Linked DNA regions of Homo sapiens: region 2 is linked to region 1. Evidence: read pairs that join two places in POLR2A ChIA-PET (ENCODE). Cell type or tissue: Caco-2. All regions are shown on one strand. Each heading gives the region's core, and the rest is flanking DNA. Links, peaks and the distances in the headings are about the cores only.

What was found. ChIA-PET counts read pairs that join two places held together with the same protein. Peaks named below come from ENCODE experiments on the same cell type or tissue, not always from the same donor. Only the 100,000 strongest peaks of a DNase experiment are listed, where the experiment ranks them.
Region 2: POLR2A ChIA-PET joins it to region 1 with 5 read pairs; 2 of 35 experiments call an interaction of 5 or more read pairs at or near these places.

The regions. Positions count from the first base shown.
Region 1 is chr2:174,233,197-174,245,296 of GRCh38, reverse strand. All of the region lies in intron 2 of OLA1 (Obg like ATPase 1), which reads left to right. It also overlaps the pseudogene RN7SL65P. Among named protein-coding and RNA genes, the nearest start is that of OLA1, 9.3 kb to the left of the region's middle. RefSeq lists a silencer at 11,990-12,100. In Caco-2, for the core only: no CTCF peak of the experiment used is centred there; a DNase peak (open chromatin) is centred at 5,496.
Region 2 is chr2:174,293,609-174,305,708 of GRCh38, reverse strand. It overlaps the pseudogene LRRC2P1. Among named protein-coding and RNA genes, the nearest start is that of LINC01305, 26 kb to the left of the region's middle. In Caco-2, for the core only: no CTCF peak of the experiment used is centred there; no DNase peak of the experiment used is centred there.

The DNA of each region.
Region 1 (12,100 bases), core at 2,319-10,318:
TTTGAAGGGGTTTCCTGCTGTGATATAGTCTGCTTGCAGAGTAAGACTAAGTAGAGAGTTGAAATGTAAGCAAAACAAATAATTAATCAAAATACTGTAGGGTGCTATCAATAAACGTGAAAGCAAGCTATGATCATTATTTATGTTGTGAGCTTTATTGCACTAGTAAGGAAGTTAAGTTTTGAGATATTGACATACTTCTCATTCTAGAATTGTTGCAGTTACTACAACTTGATTTTAAATGGGACTATATTAAAATGGGCCATATTAAGTGTTTTCTGTACATATAGGCAACCCTCTGTATCTGTGGTTTCACATCCTTGGATTCAACCAATCTCAAATCAAAAATATTTTTTTAAAAAATTGGCTGGGCATGGTGATTCATGCCTGTAATCTCAGCACTTTGGGAGGCCGAGGTGGGTGGATCACTTGAGGTCAGGAGCTTGAAACCAGCCTGGCCAACATGGCGAAACCCCATCTCTACTTTAAAAAAACACAACAAAAATTAGCCGGACATGGTGGCAGGAGCCTGTAATTCCAGATACTCGGGAGGCTGGGGCAGGAGAAACAGCTTGAGCCCGGGGGGTGGAGGTTGCAGTGAGCCAAGGTCCCGCCACTGCACCCCAGCCTGGGTGACAGAGCGAGACTCCGTCTCAAAAAAAAAAAATTTTTTTTTAATTAAATAAAAAATGAGAATATAACAGTAAAAAAAATAGTAAACAACTATTTACCTATCATTTACATTGCATTAGGTATTATACTACACCATTGTATATAAGGGACTCAATCTGCTGGAATCTTAGAACCAATCCCCTGCAGCTATGGAGGGACGACCATAGCTTTTTAGTCATAGAGCATAATGAAATTAATGTACGTGGAAGTAACCTAAAAATATTTTATTATTCAGAATAAGTGTGTGTGCTGTTTACACTTTTAAATAAAATGCTTTCCCCTCCCAGTGTCATTGAGGTATACTTCACAAATAGTAAAATTCACTCATTTTAAAGGTACAGTTTAATGAGTTTCGGCAATTGTATTTGGTTGTAAACACTACTTTTTGTAGAATGATCTTACTTCACACAACTGTATCAGGTAGGATTCTTTGTAAGCAACACAATTCTGGCTGTTTTCAGCAGGAAAAAGAGGTTTATTGGAATAAGTGAATTACAATCTGAACAGCCAGGCCTCAAGAGGGATAAGAGCCAAGTGGTGCTGGCAGAAATGGGTCCATGTGGAGCTCAGCCATGTGAATCCCTGGATTTCTGGGTGTTTCTCATTTCCTGTCTCTCCTGTAATTCCAATTCCTGAGTAAGGAAATCCGACCGGACTTGTGTGCTTCTGTATAGATCTACAAGATATAGATTGTGGGAGGGAGACGGTTCTCTAAAGGATGGCCTGCTGATCAAAAGTAAGGACATTCAGTACAAAACCATCTAGAGAATCTCTTGGTTTTTAGCTGGGTGAATAGGAAGGCTTACTTTTTAGTCTGCATAAGGCTGATGACCCAGAAACTTAGAGGTAATATTTATAGCTAATCAGATATTGAACATTTACTATATGCCAATCGCTATTTTGAGTACTTTATATATATTATCTAATTTAATAAGTGGTTTGACATTCCCCTCCATTGCAATTTAAATTCTGTGAAGGTAGGAAGGTACCGATTGTCTCGTTCTTGCTTATTGGTATATTTCTAGTGCCTAGACTGGTGTTAGAAACATAGTAGATATTTAGTAATTATTTGTTAACGGGACACGATGGTGTTAGGAACATAGTAGATATTTAGTAATTATTTGTTAATGGGATACATATTTCCCCTTTGACGGCTGGATGTAGATTTAGTGATAAGGAGACATGTTTTTGTTTTTTGAACAAGATTTTATTCTCTTGCCCAGGCTGGAGTGCGGTGGCATGATCATGGCTCACTGCAGCCTAAATCTCCCGGGCTCAAGCAGTCCCTACTCCTCAGCCTCCTGAATAGCTGGAACTGCAGGCACACAAAACACCGTGCCTGGTTAATTTTTGTATTGTTTGTAGATGGAGTTTCACCATGCTGCCCTGAGGCTGGTTTCACAGCCTGACCAGCGTGGTGAAACCCCATCTCTACTAAAAATACAAAAATTAGCCAGGTGTGGTGGCACGCCCCTGTAATCCCAGCTACTCAGGAGGCTGAGGCAGGAGAATTGCTTCAACCTGGGAGGCGGAGGTATCAGTGAGCTGAGATCGCGCCACTGCACTCTAGCCTGGGTGACAGAGCGAGACTCCATCTGAAAAAAAAAACAACAAAAACACAAAAAAGCCTGTCTCCTTGCCCCGTGTGGTGGCTCACGCCTGCTGGAATTACAGGTGTGAGCCACCGTGCTGGGCAATTAAATGACCTCTTTTAATGAAGTAGAAAGAATATGGAGATTTGGTTTCTAGTTCTGTACTGCTTTTTCTTACCTGAGTGACCCTTTATAAATGAGCTCCTGTTGGAGCAGTGTATTATTGTGGTTGTGAGGCTTAGAGAATATTGGGGGCGAAAGTACGTTTTGATACAGTGTTCCAAACTTCTTTATTTCTGTGAGGGATAGCTCTTCTTGTTGCTATCCACTGCATCAGATGGGATTAGGTTCAATTAAGAGCATCAGAAAACCCCAGATAACCAGTTTTTTTTCTTCATGTAAAAATGTACATTTTGCAGTCATAGCTTGGTATAGTGGACCTGCTTTATGAAGTCCTCAGGAACCCATGCTCCTTTCACTTCACAGCTTGGCAATCCCTAGGATGTGGCCTCATCCTCATGGTCTAGAGCTAGGGTTCCCGAACCTCATGCTGGGGACTGGTACCGATCTGTGGCGTGTGAAGAACCAGGCTGCATGGCAGGAGGCGAGCAGCAGGCGAGTGAGCATTCCCACCTTAGCTCCACCTCCGGTCAGGTCAGCAGCAGCATTCGATTCTCAGAGGAGCGCAGGCCCTGTTGTGAACTGCGCATGCAAGAGATCTAGGTTGCACGCTCCTTATGAGAATCGAACTAATGCCTGATGATCTAAAATGGGGCAGTTTCATCCTGAAACCATCCCCCACACCCTTGGTCCGTGGAAAAATTGGCTTCCATCAGCCAATTCACGGTCCAGTCCCTGGTGCCAAAAAGGTTGGCGGCTGCTGGTCTAAGGTGTTGTGAATTCCAGGCAGCTGGTTATCCGAAGGGTCAGGGGGCCAAACTTGACTAGCAGCCTTTTTCCTGTAAACTGCCATACCATACTTCTGCCAACATCCCTTTGTCCAGAATTTAGTCACAAGAATTTAGTTGCAAGGAAGGCAAGGAAATGTAGTCTTTATTTTGACAGCCACATGTTTGGTTAAAAATTCTGTTACTCTTGGCTGGGTGCAGAGGCTCACGCCTGTAATCCCAGCACTTTGGGAGGCTGAGGCAAGCGGATCACTTGAGGTCAGGAGTTTGAGAACAGGCTGGCCAACATGGTGAAACCCCATGTCTACTAAAAATACAAAAATTACCTGGGTGTGGTGGCGCACGCCTCTAATCCCAGCTACTCGGGAGGCCGAGGCAGGAGAATGGCTTGAACCTGGGAGGCAGAGGTTGCAGTGAACCAAGATTGTGCCACTGCACTCCAACCTGGGCCACAGAGTGCGACTCTGTCTTAAAAAGAAAAAACAAAAAACGATTACTCTGAAAGAAGGGGAAAATGGATATTATGGGCAACTAGTATACTGTGTTCAAACACTCACAAACTGCCCCAGGAGAGTAATTGTCTTGTTTAGCTGATCCTTCTGGGAATGCATTTTGGTGTCCCTGCAAATTGCCTTCTCCCAAATTTCTGCAGACCAATCACAGCGTCTGTGAAAGCCATTTACCATTGCTGAGGGAAAAGGTTGTAGAAAATGCTAAAAAAAAGAAAAAATCACAAGAGAATTATCACCATTGTATAGTTATCTGTTGATGTGTAGCAAACCATTCCAAAAGTTCATGGTTTAAAATAGTAACAATTTTTGTTCGTCGGGAATGTAGTGAGTTAGAAAGGTCTTCTGCCAGTCTCATTGGGATCCCTCATGTGACTGCATTCAGCTGGTGGCTAGTTGAGACTGAAAGATCCAAGATGGCCATTTTAACAGATCTGGGGCCTTAGCTGGATTGACTGGAAGTCTGGGGCACTTCTCTTATACTTGGCCTCATTCTCTTTCTAAGTGGTCTCTAGACCAAGCTTCCTTATATCTTGGCGTCTGGCTCTCGAGAGAATGGAGGTGTGGCAGTGGCATAGCAAACTTACACAGAAATCTTTTGGTCAAGGCAAGTCATGACACCAGCCCAGAGACATGGGGAGAGGGGAAATAGACTCTACCTCTTGATGGGAGGAGTGACAAAAAATGTGTGGCCATCTTCAATCCACTGCAGTCCACTATTTTCCTGATACAAAATATGTGATGTCTATGTGTTCCTAGAAGTCTGCCTAGTTGATTCTTAGCTCACTTGTGTTTTAGAAGCTCCATTCTTGATTGCTCAAAGGAACTCACAGGAGGAAAATTATTCTCTAGGCTGCAAATACTGATGATCTGAGTATTTTCATTCTAAAGAGCTGATAAAATTAAGCTAAGAGTCAGATTCCCATGTCTACCGAGAAGACAGGTATCTATGGATATCAGAGATATCTCTTGATGGCTTGTGATTTTGAGCATCTTTCCATATGTTATTGGATATCTTATGTAAAAAGTCTTTTTTTTTCTTAATGATTAGTTTTTTATTCTGGATATGAGTTCTTTGTTGGATATGTATTACAATGATCTCTTGCCAGTTTGCTTGACTTTTCACTTAAGATTAAATTAAAAAAAAATTTGAGCTGGTCTCAGTGGTGCCCACATGTAGTCTCAGCTACTCAGGAGGTTGAGGTAGGAGGATACCTTGAGCCCAGGAGTTCTGGGCTGTGTTGTGCTATGCTGATTGGGTGTCTGCAACGCCACCCACAGTGGTGATCCAGTGTCAGCACTAAGTTCAGCATCAATATGGTGACCTATCAGGAGTGGAGGATCACTAGGTTGTCTAAGGAGGGTGAACTGGTCCAGGTCAAAAACAGAGCAGATCAAAACTCCTGTCCTGATGGGTAGTGAGATCTCTGAATAGCCACTACACTCTAGCCTGGACAATATAGTAAGACCCATATGGAAAAAAAATTTCTTTTGAAATAATTTCATGCTTAAAAAAACTCACAGTTGCAAAAATAGTTTTAAAAATTCCTATTTAACCTCTGCTTGGATCCCCTAAGTGTTAAAATCTTTATAACTATAATACAATGATCAAAATCAGGAAATAAACATTGATTTACTAATTGTCCCTCTAATGTCCTTTTTTTGGTCCAAGATTCAATCCATAATTGTATGTTGCATTTAATTGTTTTTTGTTTTTTTTTTGAGATAGAGTCTCGCTCTGTCATCCAGGCTGGAGTACCTTGGCCTGATCATAGCTCACTGCAGCCTCAAATTCCTGGGCTCAAGTGATGCTTCCACCTCAGCCACCTGAATAGCTGGGACTGCAGGCACATTTTATTATGTCAGGCTAATTTTTAACTTTTTTTTTTTTTTTTTTTTTTGTAGAGATGGGTTCTCACTATGTTGCCCAGGCTGGTCTCAAACTCCTGGCCTCAAGTGATCCTCCCACCTCGTCCTTCCAAGTGCTGGGATTATATGCATGAGCCACTGTGCCCAGCTGCATTTAAGTGTTTTGTTTCCTTAGTTTCCTTTAACCTGGAACACATTCTCAGTCTCTTTTTGTGTTTGATATCCTTGACACTTTTGAAGAGTACTGGCCAGTTATTATGTACAGCTCTCATTTGGGGTTTGTCTGATGTTTCCTCATAATTAATTTCAAGTTATGTACTTTTGAGCACATAAGTGACATATGCTTTTCAATACAGTGTATTAGAAAGCACATGATGTTGATTTGTCCATTTTTGGTGATATTAACTTTGATTGCTCGTTGGTATCTGACAGATTTCTTCACTGAAAGGGTTATTTTTCCCATTGCAATTAATAAGCATCTTGTAGGGGGTCCTTTGAAATTTTGTACATATATTGTTTCTCATACTTTTGCCCCCTAATTTTGGCATGTGTTATTGATTCTTACTGAAACAGTTATTATTGTGGTGTTTGCCAAATGGTGATTAAAAAATATCCCTTATTTCTTCTACATTTAGAAGAAACAATTTGTAGAAGGAACAATGGAACTTCTATTGTGTAAAATCCTATTGTACAAAAGAGTTTCCCATTTATTCATGTATTTGATTATAATTTATTTATATCAGTATAGATTCTTAATTTATTCTTTTGGTTATAATCCATTACTGTTGTTATTTTGTCACTCTAATTGCCCATATTTGGTGATTAGGAGCCTTTATGTTCACTTATATTCCTTTTGACATGTCCTCTTTATTTTTTGAGTGCTTTCTACTTTCTGACACCACAGTATCTTTCAGTTATATACAACATATTTTATATTTCAGTACAATATGTTATTTGTACTCTGTCTGCTTCAGCCTTAGGATACATAAATTTTTATTTAGATATATGATTTTATTTCTCTTAGGTATATATTTAGAAGTAGAATTTCTGGGTCACATGTGACTGTATATTTAACTATTGAGGACTGCCAAACTGTTTTCCAAAGTGGCTGCACCATTTTATGTGCGCACAGGTGGTGTATGTGGGTTCCAATATTTCACATCCTTGTCAACATTTGTTGTTATCTTTTTGATTATAGCCAAGTTGTGAAGTTTTTGATTGGTGTTTTTTCTCTTTTTTTTTTTTTTTTTTTGGACATAGAGTCTCACTCTGTTGCCCAGGCTGGAGTTCTGTGGCACAGTCTTGGCTCACTGCAGCCTCCACCTCCTGGGTTCAAGTGATTCTCCTGCCTCAGCCTCCTAAGTAACAGGGATTATAGGCATGCGCCACCACCAGGTAATTTTTGTATTTTTAATAGAGCCAGGATTTCACCATGTTGACCCAGGCTGGTCTCAAACTCCTGACCTCAGGTGATCCGCCTGCCTCCGCCTCCCAAAGTGCTGGGATTACAGGTATGAGCCACCGTGGCTGGCCAATTGGTGTTTTCTTGATGGCTAAGAATATTGACATCTTTTCATGTGCTTATCACTTCTTCATTTTGAAAGATATTTTCACTGGGTAGAATTCTAGGTTAACAGTTATTCTTCTAGTGCTTTGAAGATAATCTTCTACTTTATTCCCTTTCTGGGATGCCTATTACAGACAAGTGCTGCATAATGATGTTGGTCAATGACTGACTGCATATATGACGGAGGTCCCATGAGATTATAATGGAGGTGAAAATTTTCTATCACCTGGTGATACTGTAGTTGTGGTAATTTCATAGTGCAAGGCATTACTCACGTTTGTGGTGATGCTAGTGTAAACAAGCCTGTGCTGCCAGTCATATAAAAGTATAGCATATACAATTATGTACAGTACGTAATACTTGATAATAAATGACAGTTACTGGCTTATGTATTTACTATAGTTAATTTTTGTTTGTTTGTTTTTTGAGACAGAGTCTTGCTCCATTGCCCAGGCTGGAGTGTAGTTGCCTGATCATAGCTTACTGCAGCCTAGAGCTCCTGGGCTCAAGCAATCCTCCTGCCTCAGCCACCTGAGTATAGCTGTGACTACAGGCACACGCCACCCCACCTGAGTAATTAAAAAGATATATTTTTGTAGAGATGGGGACTTCCTGTGTTGCCTAGGCTGGTCTTGAACTCCTGGCTTCAAGCGATCTCTTTGCCTCAGTCTCTTTGTGCTGGGATTACAGGCATTAGCCTCCATGCCCAGCCTATACTGTAATTTTTATGGTTACTTTAGAGTGTACTCTTTCTACTTATAAAAAAAAAAAGTAACTGTAAAACAGCCGTTGGCAGTTCCTTCAGGAGGTATTCCAGAAGGAAGCATTGTTATCATAGGAGATGACAGCTCCATGTGTGTTATTGCCCCTGAAAACCTTCCTGTGGGACAAAATGTGTAGGTGGAAGACAGTGATATTCATGATCAGACTCCATGTAGGCCTGGGTTAATGTATGTGTTTATGTCTCGGTGTTTAACAAAAAAGTTTTTAAAAAAAGCACACATTTTAAAGATATAAAAAAGCATATGGAATAAGGATATAAAGAAAAAATATTTTTGTACAGCTATACAGTGTATTTGTATTTTAAGCTAAGTGTTATTACAAAAGAGTCAGTAAGTTAAAATTAAAGTTGATAAAGTAAAAAGTATTGGTAAGCTAAGGCTAATTTATTGAAGAAAGAAAAATATTAAAAAATAATTTTAGTGTATCCTGAATGTACAATGTTCATAAAGTCTACAGTAGTGTGCAGTAATGTCCTAGGCCCTCACATTCACTCACCATCACTCATTGACTCACCCAGAGCACCTTCCAGGCCTGCAAGCTCCACTCATGGTAAGCGTCCTATTTCACTTTTATATGTATTTTTACTGTTCCTTTTCTATGTTTAGATATATAGTACCTGCCATTGTGTTACATTTGTCTACAGTGTTCAGTACAGTAACATGCTGTACAGGTTTAGCCTAGAAGCAATAGGCTATCCCATATAGCCTAGGTGTGTAGTAGGCTGTACCATCTAGGTTTGTGTAAATATACTCTGTAATGTTCGCACGATGATGAAATTGCCTAAGGACCCATTTCTCAGAATGTATCTCCATCATTAAGCGATGTATGGCTGTAAATGCATGTTCTTCCCTAGATAGTATCCTGCTGAAGCTCTGGTTATTTCTTTCTCCAGTCTTTTTCTCTCTTTGTGCTTCATTTGGATACTTTTATTGCTGTCTTCAAGGTCTTTTGCTTGCAGTGTCCAATCTTCTGTTAATCATGTCCAGTGTATTTTTCATTTCAATTTCATTTTATTTCAAATATTGTATCTTTTTAACAATAATTTTATTTGGATATTATGTGTTTCATTTTCTTCCTCACTGTCTTTATATTAGCTTTTATATCCTTAAGAAAAATTTTAAAAGATTTGTAACATTTATTTTAAGGTCCTTTTATGCTACTTCATCTCTCATTACTATATTTGTATTTACTGACTTTTATCCTGATTTTGGTATATATATTTCTGCTTTTTTGCATGTCTTATAATTTTTATTGGATTCTATACACTGTGGATTTTATGTTAAATGCTAAATATTGTTGTTTTCCTTTAAAGAGTGTTGGACCTCGGTATGGCATTTAGTTATTTATGTATCAGATTAATTGTTTTGAGTCTTCTTATGATGGATTAATATGATTTTGTGCTCTGGTGCTACTTAAGCCCTAGTACTAAGACTTGACCCTTTTGAGGACTCTATCCAAATTCCCTTGTATTACAGGATCTCTCCACTGTGGCTCATAGGAATGTGAACTGTTCCAATCTCCATGTGAGCCCTGAGAACTGTTCATCCTACTCTGTTTGGGTGGTTCTTTCCCTGGACTTGTAGTGATTGAATTTACTCATGCGCAAATCATTACTTAGCTGCGTTCTTGAGGGGACCCTCTGCAGCTCTTCAGAGCGTTTTCTCTGTGCAGCTCCCACCTTTCTAGTATACTCTCCCATAAATTCTAGCTGCCTTGGCCTCCTAACTCTCATCTTAGTCTCTTCAACTTGGTGTGACTACTGGGTTCTGTTGGTTTCCCCTCTTGGAATGGTGACTTTGAAAGCATCAGTAGGCAGTAAGCTGGAGCAATTGTAGAGCTTAGTTTATTTGTTATTCTTCTCTCAGGGAACACAGTCCTGTGATGCATATTGTCCTTTGTGTGAAAACTATTATTTCATAGATTTTTGTCTGGTTTTCTAGCTCTTTGTAGCAGGAGGGCAGTTCTTGTAGCAGAGGGGAAGCAAAACTCCCCAAAACCATTTTAAATGAATTTAAATCTTACTGTCTGCTTGTCAATATTCCAGAATGCCTGTTCTTTCATAGAAATCTATGATTTGGGACTTATTTACTTTCTCTTTTTAATATGTTCTGAATGATCTTTTTGAATAACAGATCTGTTTTCCTAATCACTCTTTCCTAGTATTCAGCAGTAACTGTGTGCCTTAGAGGTACTTCATAGATTAATGGGTTTTACGTTTTATTTATTTATTTTTTTCCCAAGACAAAGTCTCGCTCTGTTGCCCGGGCTGGAGTGCAGTGGTGCGATCTCCACTCACTGCAACCTCTGCCTCCTGGGTTCAAGCAATTCTCCTACCGCAGCCTCCCACGTAGCTGCGATTACAGGCATGTGCCACCATGCCTGGCTAATTTTTGTATTTTTAGTAGAGATGGGCTTTCATCATACTGACCAGGTTGGTCTTAAACTCCTGACCTCAAGTGATCTGCCCGCCTCTGCCTTCCAAAATGCTGGGATTACAGGCTTGGGCTACCATGCCCCGCCTAGTTTTAAAATTTTAAATGAGTTTCTTTTTCAGAATTCTAATCTAGTCTGTATTGCTGTATCACCACATAATTTCAAATAATTTTTTTTTTTCTCCTTAAGGTACAGTTGAGGGCTGGGCATGGTGACTCATACCCATAATCCCAGCACTTTACGAGGCTGAAGCTGGCAGATTGCTTGAGTTTAGGAGATGAAGACCAGCCTGTGCAACAGGGTGAAACCCTGTCTCTACAAAAAATACAGATATTAGCCAGGGGTGGTGGTACGCACGTGTAGTCCCAGCTGCTTGAGAGGCTGAAGCGGGAGGATCTCTTGATCCTGGGAGGTCAAGGCTGCAGTGAGCCATGTTCATGCCACTGCTCTCCAGCCTGGGCAATAAAGTGAGACCCTATCTCCAAAAAATAAGAAAGTTAAAAAAGAAATTACAGTTGACCCTTGAACAGCTCGGGGATTAGGAGCACTGACCCCTGGCCCAGTCAAAGATTTGTGTGTAATTTTTGATTCCCCCAAAACTTAACTACTAATAACCAACTATTGACTGGAAGCCTTACCAATAACATAAACAGTTGATTAAGCTATATTTTGTATGTTGTATTATTCTATACTATATTCTTACAATAAACTAAGCTAGAGAAAATAATGTTATTAAGAAAATCATAAGGAAGAGAAAACGTAGCTACTATTCACTAAGTGAAAGTGGATCATCATAAAGGTCTTTGTTGTCTTCATGTTGAGTGGGTTGAGGAGGAGAAGGAGGTGGAGGGTTTGGTCTTGCTGTCTCAGGTGGCAGAGGCAGAAGATAGAGAGGAAGTGGAAGGAGAGGAAGGAGGGGCAGGCACATTCAGTGTAAATTTTATTGAAAATAATCTGTGTATAAGTGGACACATGCACTTTGAACATGCATTTCAAACCAGTGTTGTTCAAGGGTTAACTGTATTTGCTTTACTAAACCACAGACTTTATTTGGATTTCACCAGTTTTCCCACTAATGTCCTTTGTCTTTTCCAGTGTTGAATACCATGTTGTGTTTTAGTCTTCATGTCTCCTATCTCCTCCAATCTTTGACAGTTTCTGAATGTTTTATTTTTCCTGACCTTCAAAGATTTATTTTTGAAGAGTACTGGTTAGGTATTTTGTATAATATTTATCCATTTGAGTTTGATACTTTTTAAAGAAATTATGGTAATAAACACATAATATATGGCCACGCACAGTGGCTCACGCCTATAATCCTAGCACTTTGGGAGGCTGAGGCAGGAGGATCACTTGAGTTCAGGAGTTCAAGGCCAACCTGGCCAACATGGCAAAACCCCATCTCTACTAAAAGTACAAAAAATTAGCTGGCCGTGGTGTCATGCACCTGTAGTCCCAGCTACTCTGGAGGCTGAGGCATGAGAATCGCTTGAACCCAGGAGGCGGAGGTTGCAGTAAGCCGAGATCGTGACACTGCACTCTAGCCGGGTGACAGAGTGAGATTCTGTCTCAAAATAAAAAATGTAATATATTATACAATTTACCATCTTAATCGTTTTTTAATGTGCAGTTCAATTGTGTTAACTGTATTCATTGTTGTATAACAGATCTCTAGAACTTTTTCATCTTGCGTAACTGAAACTGTATACCCATTGAACAACTTCCCATTTCTCTTTCCCCCCAGCCCCTGGAAACCACCATTCTACT
Region 2 (12,100 bases), core at 1,543-9,542, 61 kb before region 1:
AGGTGAAAGCTAAAGATCTTTCTCTATAAACTACAGGAAAACTATAAAACACCGATGAAATAAATTGAAGAGGACACACTCAAAAATGGAAAGACATCCCATGTTCATGTTTCCAATATTCTTGGAAGAATATTGTGAAAATGACCATACTATTAAAAGTGATCTACAGATTAAATACCATCCCTATCAAAATATTAATGACTCTCTTCACAGAAATAGAAAAAAAACCTTAAAATTTCTATGGAACCACAAGAAGCCATGAATGGCCAAAGCAATCTTGAGCAAAAAGAACAAAATTGGAGGCATCACACTACTGGAATTCAAAATATACTACAAGAGCTATAGTAACAAAACAACATGGCACTGGCACAAAAGCAGGCACACAGATGAATGGGACAGAATAGAGAGCCCAAAAATAAATCCACATATTTGCAGTTAGCTTATTTTCAACAAAGATGCCAAGAACATTTATTGGGGAAGGGGCAGTCTTTTCAATAAATGGTGCTGGAAAACTGAATATTTGTATGTGAAAAAATAAAACTAGACCCCTGTCTCTCACCATATTAAAAAAAAAAAAAAGCCAGGCATGGTGGCTCATGCCTATAATCCCAGCACTTTGGGAGGCCGAGGTGGGTGGATCACCTGAGGTCGGGAGTTCAAGACCAGCTTGACCAACATGGAGAAACCCCATCTCTACTAAAAATACAAAATTAGCCAGGTGTGGTGGCACCTGCCTGTAATCCCAGCTACTCAGGAGGCTGAGGCAGGAGAATCACTTGAAGCCCGGAGGCAGAGGTTGCAGTGAGCCGAGATCACGCCATTGCACTCCAGCCTGGGCAAAAATAACGAAACTCCATCACAAAAAAATGCAAACAAACAAACCTCAAAATGGATTAAAGATTTAAATGTAGGCTGGGCACAGTGGCTCACACTTGTAATCCCAGAACTTTGGGAGGCCAAGGCAGGTGGATCACTTGAGGACAGGAGTTCAAGACCAGCCTGATCAACATGGTGAAACCCTGTTTCTACTAAAAATACAAAAAAATTAGCCGGGCGTGGTGGTGGGCGCTACTCAGGAGGCTGAGGCAGGAGAATCGCTCAAACTCAGGAGGCAGAGGTTGCAGTGAGCCGAGATCATGCCATTGCAATCCAGCCTGGGCAACAAGAGTGAAACTCTTTGAAACTCCATCTCAAAAAAAAGAAAAAAAAACAAAAAACAAAAAAAGATTTAAATGTAAGACCAAAAACTATAAAGACAGGAGAAATGCTTCAGGACATTGCCTGGTCAAAGATTTTTATGGAAAAGACCTCATAAGTATAGGCAATAAAGGCAAAAACAGACAAATGGAATTCTGTCAAATGAAAAAGCTTCTGCACAGCAAAGAAAACAATCAACAGAGTGAAGAGACGACTTACAGAATGTTAGAAAATATTTGCAAGCTATTTATCCAGCCAGGGATTAATATCCAGAGTATACAAGGAACTCAAGGAATGCAAACAACTCAACAGAAAAAAATAAATAAATGAAAAATAGGCAAATGAGCTGAACTGATATCTCTCATTCAAGAAGATATACAAATGGCCCACAGGTATATGAAAAGATGTTCAACATTACTAATCATCAGAGAAATACAAATCAAAACCACAATAAGTTCTCTTACCCCAGTTGGAAAGGCTATTATTAAAAACAAAAAACAAAAACAAAAAAATACCCAACAAATGCTTGTAGGGAGGTGGAGAAAGGAGAACTCTTTTTTTTTTGAGATGGAGTCTCTCTCTGTTGCCCAGGCTGGAGTGCAGTGGTCCGATCTCGGCTCACTGCAGGCTCCGCCTCCCAGGTCACGCCATCCTCCTGCCTCAGCCTCCCGAGTAGCTGGGACTACAGGCGCCCGCCACCGTGCCCGGCTAATTTTTTTGTATTTTTAGTAGAGACGGGTTTTCACCGTGTTAGCCAGGATGGTCTCGATCTCCTGACCTCGTGATCCACCCACCTTGGCCTCCCAAAGTGCTGCGATTATAGGTGTGAGCCACCGCGCCCAGTGAGAAAGGAGAACTCTTATGCCCTGTTTGTAGCCATATAAATTAGCAGTCATTATGGAAAACAGTGTGGACGTTCCTCGAGAAACTAAAAATAGGCCAGGCACAGTGGCTCATGCCTGTAATCCCAGCACTTTGGGAGGCCTAGGCAGGTGGGTCACTTGAGATCAGGAGTTCCAGACCAGCCTGGCCAAAATGGTGAAACCCCATCTCTACTAAAAATACAAAAAATTAGCCGGGTGTGGTGGCGGATGCCTGTGATTCCAGCTACTCAGGGGGCTGAGGCAGAAGAATAGCTTGAACCCAGGAGACAGAGGTTGCAGTGCACCAAGATCGCGCCACTGCACTCCAGCCTGGGCAACAGAGCGAGACTCCCTCTCAAAAAACAAACAAACAAAACAAAACAAAAAAACCCAAAAACCCCTAAAAATAGAACTACCATATGATCCAGCAATCCCACATCTAGGTATATATCCAAAGGAAAGGACATCAATATGTCAGAGAGATATCTGCACTCTCATGTTTATTGTGGCACTGTTCACAATAGTTAAGACATGGAATCCACCTACATATCCATCAACAGATGAATGGATAAAGAAAGCATGGTACAGGCTGGGCACAGTGGCTCACATCTGTAATCCCAGCACTTTGGGAGGCTGAGGCGGGCAGATCACCTGAGGTCAGGAATTCGAGACCAGCTAATGCAAAATTAGCTGGGCATGGTGGCGGGCGCCTGTAATCCCAGCTACTCAGGAGGTTGAGACAGGAGAATCGCTTGAACCCAGGAGGTGGAGGTTGCGGTGAGCTGAGATCGTGCCGTTGCACTCCAGCCTGGGCAACAAGAGTGAAACATCATCTCAAAAAAAAAAAAAAAAAAAAAAAAAAAAAAAGCATAGCACAGCTACTCGGGAGGCTGAGGCAGGAGAATCACTTGAACCCGGGAGGCGGAGATTGCAGGGGGCCGAGATTGGGCCACTGCACTCCAGCCTGGTGACAGAGCGAAACTCCGTCTCAAATAAAAATAAAAATACATAAAGAAAGCATGGTATAGGGCCGGGTGCAGTGGCTCAAGTCTGTAATCCTAGCATTTTGGGAGGCCGAGGCAGGTGGATCACCTGAGGTCAGGAGTTCGAGACCAGCCTGGCCAACATGGTGAAAACCCATCTCTACTAAAAATACAAAAAATTAGCCTGGCGTGGTGGCGGATGCCTGTAATCCCAGCTACTCAGGAGTCTGAGGCAGGAGAATCACTTGAATCTGAGAGGCGAAGGTTTCAGTGAACCGAGATCAGACCACTGCACTCCAGCCTGGGCAACAAGAGCAAAACTCCGTCTCAAAAAAAAAAGAAAGAAAGCATGGTGTATATGCACAACAGAATACTGCCATAACAAATTAAAAAATTCTGTCATTCACAGCAACCTGAATGAACTTGGAGGACGTTAGGTTAAGTGAAATAATCCAGACAGAGAAAGATAAATACTGTGTGTTCTTCCTCATACGTGGAAGCTACAAAGTTGATCTCTTAGAGATAGAAAGTAGAATAGTGGTTACTAGAGGCAGAGATGAGTTGGTGGGGAGGGGAAGATAGGCAAAAGTTGGTTGACAGAAGTAAAAATACAACTAGGTAGGAGGAATAATTCCTGGTGTTCTATAACACTACAGGGAGACTATAATTAACAACGATTTATTGTATATTTTCAAATAGCTAGAAAAGCAGATTTTGAATGCTCCCAAAACAAAGAAATGATAGATATTTGAGGTGACGGATATGCTAATTACCTGGATTTGGTCATTATACATTGTACACATGTATCTAAATATCACACTGTACCTCATAAATATGTACAATTACTATGTGTCCATTTAAAATAATAATAAAAGCAAAGAAAACCCAAAATAAAAAAAGATGATTGTTAAAAGTAATAACAGAGTATGAGGTTTACAGCATATGTGGAAGTAAAATGTGAGACAACAATAGGAGAAAGCATTGGTTTGTTTGGAGGGGAGGCTAAGGGGTTCAGCATTGCCCGGGATCTCTACCTGTGACTGAATAGTATGCTAAACTCAGTAGAAATATTATAACACCTGTCTGGCCCAGAGGCCAAGCCAATTTTCCAATTTGGTAGTTATAAAACCAAGCCATTGTTTTTTTTTTTTCTTAAGGAAAACAAAAACAGCCAGGCACAGTGGTCCACACCTATAATCCCAGTGCTTTGGGAGGCCAAGGTGGGAGGAGTGCTTGAGGGCAGGAGTTGGAGACTCACTTTGTGCCAATGTTGCATCGAACAGCTGAATTGCCTAACATTTTTCATTGATTTGATGAATTGTTTGGATATTGTACAGATACAGGATTTAAAATAAATTCTTTCTTTAAAAATTGAGTGGTCAGGTGCAGTGGCTCACACCCAAAATCCCAGGGCTTTGTGAGGCCAAGGCAGGAGGATAACATGAGGCCAGGAGTTTGAGACTGCAGTGAACTGTGATCGCACCACTGTACTCCAGCCTAGGTGACAGAGCAAGATCCTGTCTCTAAAAAAGAAAGAAGAGAGGAGGGAACCGAGGCCCTCAGTCTGGTGATGTTGGTATTGGCTGGGCTGAAGACAGTCCAGAACTCCAGGGCGCTAGCCTTTCAGCCACAAAAAATCCTGTCTCACCCAAGGACCAGAACCCACCGAAAAGATCCGCATTCCCCACGGGTAATTTCGTGCTCCCAAAATGGGATACAAAGTGGTCATATTTGACATTTCTGTTGTCAGAGCCTTGTGGGAAACTTGTGTCAAGAAGCACAAGTTTGGCAGAAGAAGGAGGCAGAAAGTCTTGAGAAGAGTGCATCAGAAAAGACAAAGGAGGAGTGGCCCCTTGAGGTCAAGTGCAGGAGGAAAGGCATCTCCTGGGCTGAGTACTGGCTGGGATAGTGGCTTCATAGACATTCATAGCATGCAGCTTCTGGAAAAGATAGAAAGGAAAGCTCTCACAAGGCAGAGTTCACTTCCCAAGGACAGAGGCAAATGGAGCAGTGTGTTTGTGTTTGGACTTTCTGGGGAGTACTGGACGGAGCTGCCAGATTTGTTAAAGGAGCAGACGCACCTGAGAGAATGGCATGTATGCGACACCCTGATTCAAATTACTCCCACATATATTGAGCTGTTTCAAGCGATGAGAATTCAGGATCTGCCAAAGAAACAAATCTCACATTTTCCAGCTAAACTCAGTTGTTTGAAGAACCTGAAATAACTCAATGTGAGTTTCAACTATCTGAAGAGCATTCCTCCAGAGCTGGGAGATTGTGAAATCTAGAGGGACTGGATTGTTCTGGAAATCTGGAATTCACAGAGCTGCCTTTTGAATTAAGTAATTGGAAGCCAGTTGCATTCGTAGATATCTCAGCAAACAAGTTTTCCAGTGTCCCAGTCTGTGTCCTGAGGATGTCTATTTGCAGTGGTTGGATATCAGCAACAATAACCTGACTGCCTTGCGGCAAGATACAGGCTGGAAGAGCCGCAGGGCTTTCTCTTGTATAGAAGCAAGTTGACCTACCTTCCTTACCCCATGCTTAACCTGAAGAAGCGCACCTTGTTAGTCGTCAATGGGGACCACTTGGTGGAGCTTTCAGCTGCTCTTTGTGACTCCTCCACACCTTTAAAATTTGTAAGCCTTATAAACAATCCCCTCCTTTTTTTTGACAGAGTCTTGCTCTGTCACCCAGGCTTGAGTGCAGTGGCACGATCTCAGCTCACTGCAACCTCCACCTCCTGAGTTCAAGCGATTCCTCCACCTCAGCCTCCTGAGTAGTTGGGACCAGAGCTGTGCACCACCACACCTGGCTAATTTTTGTATTTTTAGTAGAGATGGGGTTTTGCCATGTTGGCCAGGCTAGTCTCGAACTCCTGGGCTCAAGTTTTCCGCCCGCCTTGGCCTCCCAAAGTGTTAGAAATATAGGCATGAGCCTTGATAAAGAATTTATGAGGCTGGGTGCGGTGGCTCATGCCCGTAATCCCAGCACTTTGGGAAGCCAAGGTAGGTGGATCGGTTGAGGTCAGGAGTTTGAGACCAGCTTGGCCAACATGGTGAGACCCTGTCTCTACTAAAAATACAAAAATTAGTGGGGTGTGGTGGCACGTGCCTGTAATGCCAGCTACTCTGGAGGCTGAGGCAGGAGAATCACTTGAACCCAGAAGGCAAAGGTTGTAGGGAGCCAAGATTGTGCCACCACACTCCAGTCCGGGTGACAGAGTGAGGTTCTGTCTCAAAAAAACAAGAATGTATGAAAGCCTATATTGAAGATCTTAAGGAAAGAGAATCTGTCCCAAGCTATACCACCAAAGGGTCTTTTAGCCTTCAACTTTGATATCATCCATCAGAAGACAGCAAAGTCTCACTATTCTGTGGAGCTTTAAGTTTTTGTGTTATGGGTCATGTCATGTAGGAAGAATGGCTTGTGCTTAAGGACAAAGTCTAGAAACCACTATCATAGTTGTTAAGAAAAGTGATTTTCAAATGTCAAATATATGAATACCTCCCTCCAAAAAATTTTTTAAAAAGAGTAAAAATAAATGAGGCTACATTATTTGGCCTTAAAAGATATCAAGCCTAGAAATTGTAAAAACTTCTTAGGCTTTTATGATAAAATACTGAGAGAGGAACTAATTATGGTCTGGAGTTTCATTGGCTGTTAAAACCTATGGAATGTTGCCTGGCTCCTAGTGCTTTTGTGTTGTATTCTAATGTATGATTTTGCTTTTGAAACTGTTGGGAAGGTTGGAGGTCAATTGAATTGTTTATTCAAAGTTGTAAATGCAAATAGTTTTCTCACCGCTAGAATTAGGAATCTTTGAATGAAAGTGAGGATTTCCTTAAAAGTTAGCAGAAAAAGTTGGCTTTTATTTGGAGACATGTTAGGTTAATTACAGTCTTAATTTGATGGAGTACAATGGAGGTCTTTTTAATGAACATGCAGAAGCTGGAAATATTATACTCTATAACCTGTTATCGACCTACCAAATAGGTGAAGAAAAGTTCTAGGTAGAAAATTAAGATTAATATCAATTACATTTCTTTGTGAGGCATGTTTTTATCTTAGCTATTTGGACTCTAGCACTTCATCTGGAATATGTAATTGCATACTTGATAACTGCGGTCAGTGGATAGCTCCCGTGCTAATTTGTAAGATTATTGCATTAATGAGCTCTTGCTAGTTTATGTGGCAATAAGAAACACCCCCAAATCTCAGTGGTTTATGACAACAAAGGTTTATTTCTCCCTCTTGGTACATGTCAGCTGCAGCTTAGCTCAATGGGTATTCATTTCAGAATCCAGGTTGACGGAGTAACACAGATGAAAGACATTCGTTACTGTGACAGAGAGAAAAGAGTACAATGGCTAAGCCATGCAATGTCTCTTTAATTCCTGTTTAGATGGTAAACATGGCTTATGCCTCACATTTCATTGGCTGAAGGAAATCACATGGGTTAACCTAACCTTAATAGAGTGGGGAAGTCTGCACCTGTAGGAAGGCACTGCAAGTCACATGGAAATATGTAGGATATAAAATTCTCTTATGGGAAGTGTGGGGAATAATCGAGAACAAAAATGCAGTCTTCCACAGTTATTAAAAGAAATATGTCAAATGAAGAAATAATTCAACAGACTGTTCTGGTCTCAGCATTCAAATAAGACCAACCTGGTGGTCTATGTAATATCCTTTCAGGTTTTATCACCACACTTTCAATTTCAGAATCATGCATCTTATAGTGAAATACAAACCCTTGCTACTCAGTGCTAAGGTGTTTTTTAGGTGGAAAGATAGGGGAGAAAAACCTCCTTAACAGGACCAACCACTAGTTCTGCCAAAGAAATGACCATTCTCTCTAACAGCAATGCCCAAAGCATTTCTTCCCACATATGGCTCACATGTTCTTTTTAAATGTATAGCAGTCACCACCCTTCACAGTCCTTATTACTATTTGTAACTTTGTCCCTTAAAATGTATCCTCTACTCAAAATCTTTTCTCAGGAAGCACTGTCACTGATGTTTTTCCAGTATTCTATTGAGATGCCACATTGAAGCAGAATGTCAGTGTATATCCTTATAGCAATTCTTCTGGCGGTAATCATCCTGCACCCCCACCTTAGCTTATCAGAGCTAACTGTTACCCTGATGCCACACATATCCACATCTCATGTCTTGGGCAGGGAACTGTTTTTTGTTTGGTTGGTTGTCTTTTTTTTTTTTTTGAGACAGAGTTTTGCTCTGTTGCCCAGGCTGCAGTGTTGTGGTGTGTTCTCGGCTCACTGCAGCCTCTGCATCCCGGGTTTGAGTGATTCTCTTGCCTCAGCCTCCCCAGTAGCTGGGACTACAGGTGTGCACCCCCACACCTAGCTAATTTTTTTTTTTGTATTTTTAGTAGAGATGGGGTTTCACCACGTTGGCCAGGCTGGTCTCGAACTCCTGACCTCAAGTGATCCACCCACCTCAGCCTCCCAAAGTGCTGGGATTACAGGCTTGAGCCACTGTGGCCGGCTGTTTGGTTGTTGTTGTTGTTGTTTTGAGATGGAGTCTCGCTCTGTTGCCCAGGCTGGAGTGCAATGGTGCGATCTCAGTTCACTGCAACCTCTGCCTCCCAAGTTCAAGTGATTCTCCTGCCTCACCCTCCTGAGGAGCTGGGATTACAGGTGCACACCACCACGCCTGGCTAATTTTTGTGTTTTTAGTTAGAGATGGGATTTCACCATGTTGGCCAGGCTGGTCTCGAACTCCTGACCTCAAGTGATCCACCTGCCTTGGCCTCCCAAAGTGTTGGGATTACAGGCGTGAGCTGCCACACTCGGCCTGTTTGGTTTTCTTTTGAGACAGGGTCTTGCTCTGTTGCTCAGGCTGGAGGGCAGTGGCGCCATCGTGGCTCACTACAGCTGCAACCTCCCAGGCTCAGGCAATCCTCCCACCTCAACCTCCTGAGTGGCTGGGACTACAGGCGCACACCACCACACCTGGCTAATTTTCAATTTTTTTGTAGAGATGGAGTCTTCCTGTGTTTCCCAGGCTGGTCCCAAACGCCTAGGCTCAAGCAATCCTCCCACCACAGCCTCCCAAAGATTATAGGCATGAGCCATTGTGCCCAGCTGGAACTGTTTTTGATGAGCTCAGCTACCACACAGATTTTTTGTTTGTTTGTTTTTTGAGACTGAGTCTCGCTCCGTTGCCCAGGCTGGTGTGCAGTGACACTGTCTTGGCTCACTGCAACCTCTGCCTCCCAGGTTCAAGCAATTCTCCTGCCTGAGCCTCCCTAGTAACTGGGATTGCAGGTGCCCACCACCACGCCTGGCTAATTTTTGTATTTTTAGTAGAAACGGGATTTCACCATGTTGGCCAGGCTGGTCTCGAACTCCTGACCTCAAGTGATCCGCCCACCTCGGCCTCCCAAAGTACTGGCATTACAGGTGTGAGCCATTGTGCCCGGCCACCACACAGATTGTCTAAGTCTTCATTTGTGCTTCAAGAATTTTGGTATGATATCAGATTTTATATGTTTTTGAAAGAGATTGAGCCCCACTGTAGTTTTAAATACCTTAATTTTCATCTGTTGCTTGATGCCACCCTGTTTTTCAGTTTCCATTGTGATATGATGAACTTTCTGATACTGTTGCTTAATTTTGCTTTTTAGTGCATATGGGAGAATCACTCCCTAAACTCTCACTTTATCTTTAGAGAGAAAAGTGTCAATCAGTATTATTGGGTGAGATGAGTCATCAAAGAGATTCTGGGTAATAGGTAGACCTGATACAGTAGGTAAAGGTGAGATTGTTCTTTGGGCTTAAGAACTTGCCTGTGATCTTTCCCAGGCACATGAGTGAAGAGTTTGAGGTTTCTGAGAGATAAAAATGAGCAACTGAGTGGATGATCCAACAGAGAGGCATAAACTTTGAACTTGAAGGGTCATAAATTCTTCTGCTTGCCCTGGTGGGATGCTGACATAAGATGGAACACTCACTGTGGAAACTTGGATGAATGACATTGCTGAGGAAGCAAATGTTCCTTAAAAGCCTTCACAATACACCAGCAAAAGGGCTTCAGAAACCCGAAAAGGGATGGAGAAAGATGGTCAGATGACAAAAGTACAGCCCATCTTCATCAGTGTGAAAGGACTGACTAGCCAGTCAATACAGGATTCCTCCAAGGAATTTTTAAAAATCACTTTATGGAGGTATGATTGAGACACAAAAACTGTATGTATTAAATGTATATAATGATTAATTTGGAAATATGTATACGCTCCTGAAACCATCATCACAATCCAGGCCATAAACATACATATCTATCACCTCCAAAAGTTTTCTTCCTCTCCCGTTATTTATTTATTATTATTTTTTGTGCTAAGAACAGTTAACATAAGACCTACACTCCTAGAAAATATATAAGTGTACGTTACAGTACTGTTAACTATAGGCGCTATGCTGTGTAGTAGGTCTCCAGAACTTATCCATGTTGTGTAACTGAAAATTTGTACCCTTTGACCAACAACTTCACATTTCCCCTTCTACCAGTTTCTGTAAACCACCATGCTGCTTTCTGCTCCTATGAGTGTTACTATCCAAGATTCCTCATATAAGTGGGATCAGGCAGTTACTCATTTTTCCATGTCTGGCTTACTTCACTTAGCATAATATCCCCCAGGTTCATCCATATTATTGCAAGTGGCAGAGTTTCTTTATTTTTTAAGGCTAAATAATATCCTATTTTATGCATATACCATACTTTCTTTATCCATTTATCCACTGATGGATATTTAGGTTACTTCCATATATATATTTTGGATATGTGGCAATATATACATATTTGCAGATTTTTTTGACATGCTGATTTCAGCTCCTCTACAAATATATACTCAGAAATGGGATTGTTGGATCATATGGTAGTTCTCTTTTTAATTTTTTGAGGAGTTTCCATACTGTCTTCCATAGTGGCTGTACCAATTTACATTCCCACTAACAATGTATTGGGGTTTTCTTTTCTCTCTATTTCACCAACACTTTTGTTTTTTTGTTTTGTTTTGTTTATATATAATGGTCATTCTAATGTGTGTGAGTAATAGCTCCTTGTGGTTTTGATTTGCACTTCCCTGATGGTTACTTATGTTAAGCGCCTTTCATATACATGTTGGCCATTTGTATGTCTTCTTTGGAGAAATAGCTATTCAGATCTTTTGCCTATTTTAAAGATGGATTGTTTTTAGTTTTTGTTTTTGCTGTTAAGTTGTAGGTGTTCCTTATATATTTTAAATATTAACCCCTTATCAGATATATGGTTTGCAAATACATTTTTTCTTTTTGTAGGTTGCCTTGTCATTTTGTTGATTGTTTCCTTTGTTGTGAAAAAGCTTTTTAGTTTGGTGTAATTCCACTTGTCTGTTTTGGCTTTTGTTGCCTGTGCTTTCGGTGTCATATCCAAGAAAACATTGCCAAGAACAATGTCAAAAAGCTTTTTTCCCTATGCTTTCTTCTAGAAGTGTTATTGTTTCAGATGCCCACTCTCACCATAGTGGGAGAGTACTGGAATAGTACTATTAATAGAAGAGTTAGGGTTAAGGTTACTAGTACTAAAAGGCCGAGTCACAGCAATTAGGCAAGAAAAAGAAAAAGAAATAAAAGGCATCCAACTTGCAAATGAAGAAGTAAAACAAGTTCTGTTTGCAGATGACATGATCTTATATATAGTAGACACTAAAGACCTAAAGACCGCAAAAAAATCTGTTAAAACTAATAAATGAATTTGGGAAAGTTACAAGATGCAAAATCAACATGCAAAAATCAGTTGCATTTCTATACACTAACAATGAACTATTCATAAAGGAAATTAAGAGAATAATCCCATTTACAATAGCATCAAAAGAATAAAATACTTGGAAATAAACTTAGCTAAGGAGATGAAATCTTGTACACCAAAACCTATAAAATATTGATGAAAGAAATTAAAGAAAACACAAATAAATGAAAAGATATCTTGTGTTTAGAGACTGGAAGAATTAATGTTATTAAAATGTCAATGCTAGTCAAAGCAATCTATAAA